Regions from separate parts of the Homo sapiens genome. Here region 1 is linked to region 2. The links are chromatin contacts, found by Hi-C or POLR2A ChIA-PET in ENCODE. All regions are on one chromosome and are shown on one strand. Each heading gives the region's core, a stretch centred on a gene start or an enhancer-like site at or near the end of the contact. The rest is flanking DNA. Distances are from core to core; before and after follow the strand shown. Region 1 overlaps TMOD1 (tropomodulin 1). Region 2 overlaps TDRD7 (tudor domain containing 7).

Region 1 (2,700 bases), core at 157-2,656, 120 kb before region 2:
TACTCCCCAGTGCCGCCAGCTCGTTTTGACCTGCCCTGCCTGTCAAGGACAAGGATTCACAGCCTGTTGTGTCACATGTCAAGACAAGGGGAGCAGGAAAGTTTCAGGCCCTATGCAAGACAGCTTTAAAGAGGAATGCGAGTGCACAGCCCGACGGCCACGCATACCTAGGGAACTCTTGCAGCATGTGCGACAGCCTGTGAGCCCAGAGCCAGGGCCTGATGCTGATGAGGATGGGCCAGTGCTTATGTGAGCAGCACCTTTGGCATTTTCCCAGGCCCTCGGTAAAAGTAGGTTTGGGGTGACTATACAGAGAAAGCATGGCAAGACTGCAGAAACAGAGAAATCGGGAACTTCAGTTCTGGCCGCTGCCACCGTGGCAGCCGTCTACACTTCACAGCGGGAGGGGAGGAGTCACGTTGTCTACCACTTACCTGAGACATTCTGATTTGGATGATGCTAGAGCACAGAAAATAGGTGAGCTGCATGGGATCCCAAAGCTGCTGAGGGATAGAGCCTGAGCCTGGTGGCCACAGCATATGCCCTTTCTGTTCCATGCAGCTGGGGCTGTTAGTAGTCATTGCCCTTGTCAGCAGACCTTCTACCCTGGTGGCAAACACATGAAAGCTGTGGCCCTGGGAGTGGCCTCCTAAAACAAGCCACTTAGGTCATCTGCCATCTACCCTTAACCTCTGTCTCTCGCCTGAGGGGAATCTGCAAGCTGTGCATTGGGCTTACCTCCTGCTTTTGTAGAAATAACCATCCTTTGGTATACATGGAGGATAGTTCCAGAACGCCTGAGTATACAAAAACCCAATGCATACTCAAGTCCCACAGTGGGCCCTACAGAACCCACGTATGTGATAAATCAGCCCTCCATGTACGCAGGTTTCGCCCCCTGCCAATACTGTATTTTCAACCTGTATGGTTGAAAAAAATCCATATATAAGTGCAGCCATGCAGTTCAAACCCATATTGTTCAAGGGTCAACTGTATAGTTTATTGAACAGCCACACCCATTCCTTTACACATGATCTATGGCAGAGTTGAATAGTTGCAACAGACACTATGTGGCCTGCAAAATCGGAAATTTTTACTGTCTGGCCTTTTACAGAAAAGTTTGCCAGCCCCTGATCTAGACCAGCAGCTCATCTGATAGAGGCAGAGGTGGCCTTAAAGATGTGGCCTTCTTCATTTTCTGTTGGTTTGGTTTCGTTTCTATGAGAGATTTCCTCTGATAGCTCTGCTTTCCCCAGCACTTACTCTCTGAGCTTTTAAATGTTCTCTCTGGGAGCTTCATATAAGCTCGGTGACATTTGAGCCACAGTTTTTAGATCAGCACCTGGAATACATGACACATTCTTACTGAGGTCATCCAGCACTGCCATGGTGGCTGCCCAGTCTTCTGGCCAGTGTGCCAGGCACATGTCCCTGTCACACAGGTTCCAAGAAACACATACGCAGCCATGCATAGACCAACAGATTTAATATTATATTGCAGTTTTCAGCGATGCAGAATGCAGCTGCAATTGTGTTTTAAGGAGAAGCCAAATGGGGATGGTTGTCCCTGCAACATGGTGCCACTCCTGGGCCATGTGCAGCCTCAGTGGACACTCTTCCATAGCGCTGAGGCCCTGGCCCCGCCTCCAGTTACCCTGTACTGCCCACTGCCTTACAGTTCAGTGCGCAGGCCTTCACCTTTTCATCACCAGCCTCTCTGCTCAGTGCTCTGGAGTTCTTGACCTTGTCCTTTATCATGAGATTTGCTGAAATCACTAATGAAAATAACTCCCAAAAGCAACAAACAAAAATATTAGTTTAACTGGCACTGTGGTATATTAAAAGGCACAAGGGCATTGTGGCTTAACACTTTTGCTGGATCCCAAGAGACGCACATGATGTTAAAAAGAGATCTGGCAGCAGTACTAATACTACATTTCAGTGTAATCATCTTGGGGTGGTTTGGCCAGGATTTCCCAATTCCTTGATATCTGGAGTTTCTTCACCATTGTCCGGCATCCTGCGGAGGCTTAATATACAGGCGTAAGGTCAGCAGCAATTTGTCTAATAAGTGATGAGATCAGTAGCTGAAGTCTCTAAGCTGGGCCATTACTAAATACCATAGCCATGTTGATCTGGAAATTTATCCCTCTAGTGTCTTACCTCACATAAGCCATTTGCCCACTGTGCAATATAGAAAGGTGTTTTCAAAAGTATTTGGCCGTAGATTTTCACATCCATCATAAGGTTGGCATTCAATAAGGAAAAAGTTCTAACTCCAGTATTAAATTGTACATAAATCCCAAATGTTCTTAAAGAACACTCAGGGACATGTTTGTTGCCTGGGATTGGTAATGAAAGGTTGGTTTTTGAAACTTGAAATTTCACCATTGGTTTTTTTCCTATCATTTCTGCATATCCAGCAAAAGGAATCTCATGTTGACTCCTGGCAGAGTTCAGTGGCTTCAGTCTGTCTATCTGTTCTGAGGGGAAAATTGTGTTCTGGATCCAGTAATCAATTTGGCAACTTTAATCGAGGTTTTCAAAATTCCAAGGAGGGTTAATAAAGAATGATAATCAGTTTTATTTGCTAATAGCTAAGACAAATTTGTAATAAAGTGTTTTATAATACTTCAAAAGCATGTGGAAGAGTGTGCCGTTTCTGTGTCACACATTTTAAATGCACTTGAAACACCACAC
Region 2 (2,743 bases), core at 34-2,533:
TAAGAACTTCAGATCAAACTGAAGAGAAATTTTCACAGGTGGAAACACTTTCGGTGTAGGTTGCTAATTTGTGTAAGCACAAAAGGAGGTAAAAACACTTGGTTTCCACCAACAGCGTCATCTTAAAATTGTACAGGGCAAATTGGTGGTGGTCTGTGTTTTTAGTCCATAAATAAGTGGTATAGGGCAGTGAAGAGAGAGTCCCAGAAAACTGATGTGTTGTATTTCTATTTAGTTTTCAACTTTCAAAACTAATAGCTTAAGGGAAGACTTCAGTTTTGACTAGATTACTAAAATTCAGTACTGGCATCACCTGGAATTTGTTAACAACAGATTCTGGAGCTCCACCTGCAAAGATTCTGATTCAGAATGCCTGGGGTAAGGAAGAAGAATCTGCATTTTTAATAGGTTTTCCAAGTTGTTCTTATGCTGCGATAGATTTGGAAACCGCTGTAATAAAAATATGTATCTAAAATTTCTAAGTCTTAACTTACCATAGTTGGGAACAAAGTTTAGTAAATAGTCCTGAGTCTTAAGGAAGACAGAAGTTCTAAACATTTTATACTGATTCAGTTCATGAAGTTTTAAAAAAATCAGATTATCTGTTTTTATATACAAAACATCCCTTGATTATCTGGGACAAATTAACTAAAGTCCAAGAGTCCTGGGGCAGAATGGTTCAAAGCCATGGAGGGCAGAGTGGGGAGTGCAAGGGCTCATATTGGAGCTCTCCAGTTGATGTGTTCTCCTTCCTACCCAACCCCTTTACTCCAAGGAGGATCTCCTCACCTTTAATCATCAATCTGCCCCCCAGAACATTAGTTTGGTTTTTAACTGTGATTGAATTATCTTACAAAGAGCTCTGATTGAGGCAAACCTACACAAGCTGAATTAAACCTATTTATGCTTGTGGTTATAAATAACACAACAGTAGAAATGGTTTTTTAGAGAAGAAAAGCTTATGACATACAAATTGTATGTTTTTCGAAATGAGAGCTTTTATACGCTTCACTGAGAGTTAAAAATTAGTTTTTTTCTCCCATGAAAATGACAAAACTTTATACATGCCTATGTTTGCTATCTTAAAGAATTAAAACATTTCATATAAAAAATAAGCAGTTTGACCTTTTAAACTGAGTTTTGGGGTGTGTGTGTGTGTGTGTGTGTGTTGGGGAGGGGTGACTGTTCTTTGTGTTCAGCATTGATAAATAAGCTTGTTCATTTCTCCTAAGCAAGCTGGCAAAGGAACAGGATGGGCATTGTGCCATTTCCCAGGGCTTCATGGCCTGAGTGGAAAGTGGACAGTGGGGTGTCTGGGCTTCACTTGGATGAAACCAGCACATCCTGCAGGGCTTTGGGGAGGAGGGTGTGGACCCAAATGTGAAAATATTAGAAAAAACACTGAAGCGCTAAAGAAATGTAAGAGAAAGTATGTTCTCACAGCCCCAAGGCCAAAGAGTAGTGAAATAAGCATTGTTGCTCCTTATGAAAGATGGCACAGATGCCAGGATGCAGCTGACAACATAAAGCAAGAGTCTTGCCATCTTCCAACAAGTGACTTTTCTTCTAGGAATCTATCCCGTAAATAAATAATCAGAAATGCAAAGATTTACATTCACTATTATTTATAATAGTGAAAAATACAGGAGAGAAAACCTTACATAACAAAATAGAATGGTAAGTAAATTATGATTTCATTGGGAAAAAGGAATTCTGTATATCATGATTAAAATAGCCATTATAAAGGTTCCTGAAGAAATTTTATCACATGGAAAAATGTTCATGACATAATGTTAGGTGAAAAAAGCAGGTACAAAATTATACATACTAATAATATACCAACTATATAAATATGCACATATAAAATTAGAGGAAATACATAAGTAGTTTAACAAGTGTTATGTGTGGGTGGTTGATTTTAATTTCTTATGCTTTTTTTATATTTTAAAATTTTTCCATAATATTTTTATTTTTAAAATAAAAAGTCATTAAATGAAAAAATCTGGTTATTTTCTGAATAAAAATATTTTTCTAATAGAAAAATAGAAAAAATATTTAAACATTCATTTTAGTTATATAATTGGGTTTTAACAGGAATATGGCCAATAGATTTTTTGATAAGTGACATCATTTTAAATACTAGAAAATCGGAAAAATTACTGTGTTTGTTTCACATTCAAAATTCCCATTAGTACAGTTCGAAGTCCCCCCGCCAAGATTAAGACTCTGGCATCATTTTACACATTTTTCTTAGGAGTAGAATAAAATGCTTTGTCCAAGGACCTACTTATTTTCCACTTTTGCAGCATACACTTGGTCTTTCTCCACTGCTATGTGGCGCTCTTCAGACACGCTGTAATATAGAATCATCTCTTCCATCAGAACTTCCAACTTATGTATCTCCTGCCAAGGCTGGATGACGAAGTAGCCTGGGTGACAGGCCACAGGCACATACACATCCATGTGTTCCCCTGGCTTTGATAAGTGGACAGGAGGTGGCAGTTCCTCTGTGGAGAAAGCGCTCGTATGGTCCACCATGGACTTTTTGATGACATCTGTGAGGTTCTTTCTGAAATTCTCTCCAGTGTTGCCCGACATGGGCATGTTGCCATTTTTGCTGTTGGGAGAGTCAGCTCCACTGGATATGGCACTCAAAAACACATCCTTCTGATGCTTCCACAAGTCTGCATTTGTAATCTGGCGATTAATACTGCGATGAGGGTCAGGGAAGTTCTTAGGGGTA

Evidence for each region. Hi-C counts contacts between places; a loop is a spot of excess contacts on that map. ChIA-PET counts read pairs that join two places held with the same protein, here RNA polymerase II (POLR2A). Pooled maps may share reads with other maps.
Region 1: a map of mesothelial cell of epicardium shows a loop between it and region 2 (4-fold over the local background). The contact joins two enhancer-like sites. A Hi-C loop is called at or near these places in 23 of 168 maps with a recorded cell type or tissue (GM11168, GM12878, GM13977 and 14 more) and 1 of 50 pooled maps. POLR2A ChIA-PET finds 5 or more read pairs at or near these places in 7 of 52 experiments (GM12878, K562, PC-9 and 4 more).

What each region holds. Positions count from the first base shown.
Region 1 is chr9:97,600,022-97,602,721 of GRCh38, reverse strand. It overlaps TMOD1 (tropomodulin 1), which reads right to left. Exons shown (of 10, transcript NM_003275.4): 10 at 979-2,700. TSTD2 (thiosulfate sulfurtransferase like domain containing 2) reads left to right here. Exons shown (of 10, transcript NM_139246.5): 10 at 1-2,642. The coding sequence ends at 253. Among named protein-coding and RNA genes, the nearest start is that of TSTD2, 32 kb to the left of the region's middle. Within about 2 kb of position 1,406, at least 4 of the 41 ENCODE cell types and tissues checked have a DNase peak (open chromatin) inside an H3K27ac peak, as active enhancers do.
Region 2 is chr9:97,482,896-97,485,638 of GRCh38, reverse strand. It overlaps TDRD7 (tudor domain containing 7), which reads right to left. Exons shown (of 17, transcript NM_014290.3): 15 at 2,288-2,743. Among named protein-coding and RNA genes, the nearest start is that of TMOD1, 17 kb to the left of the region's middle. Within about 2 kb of position 1,283, at least 2 of the 41 ENCODE cell types and tissues checked have a DNase peak (open chromatin) inside an H3K27ac peak, as active enhancers do.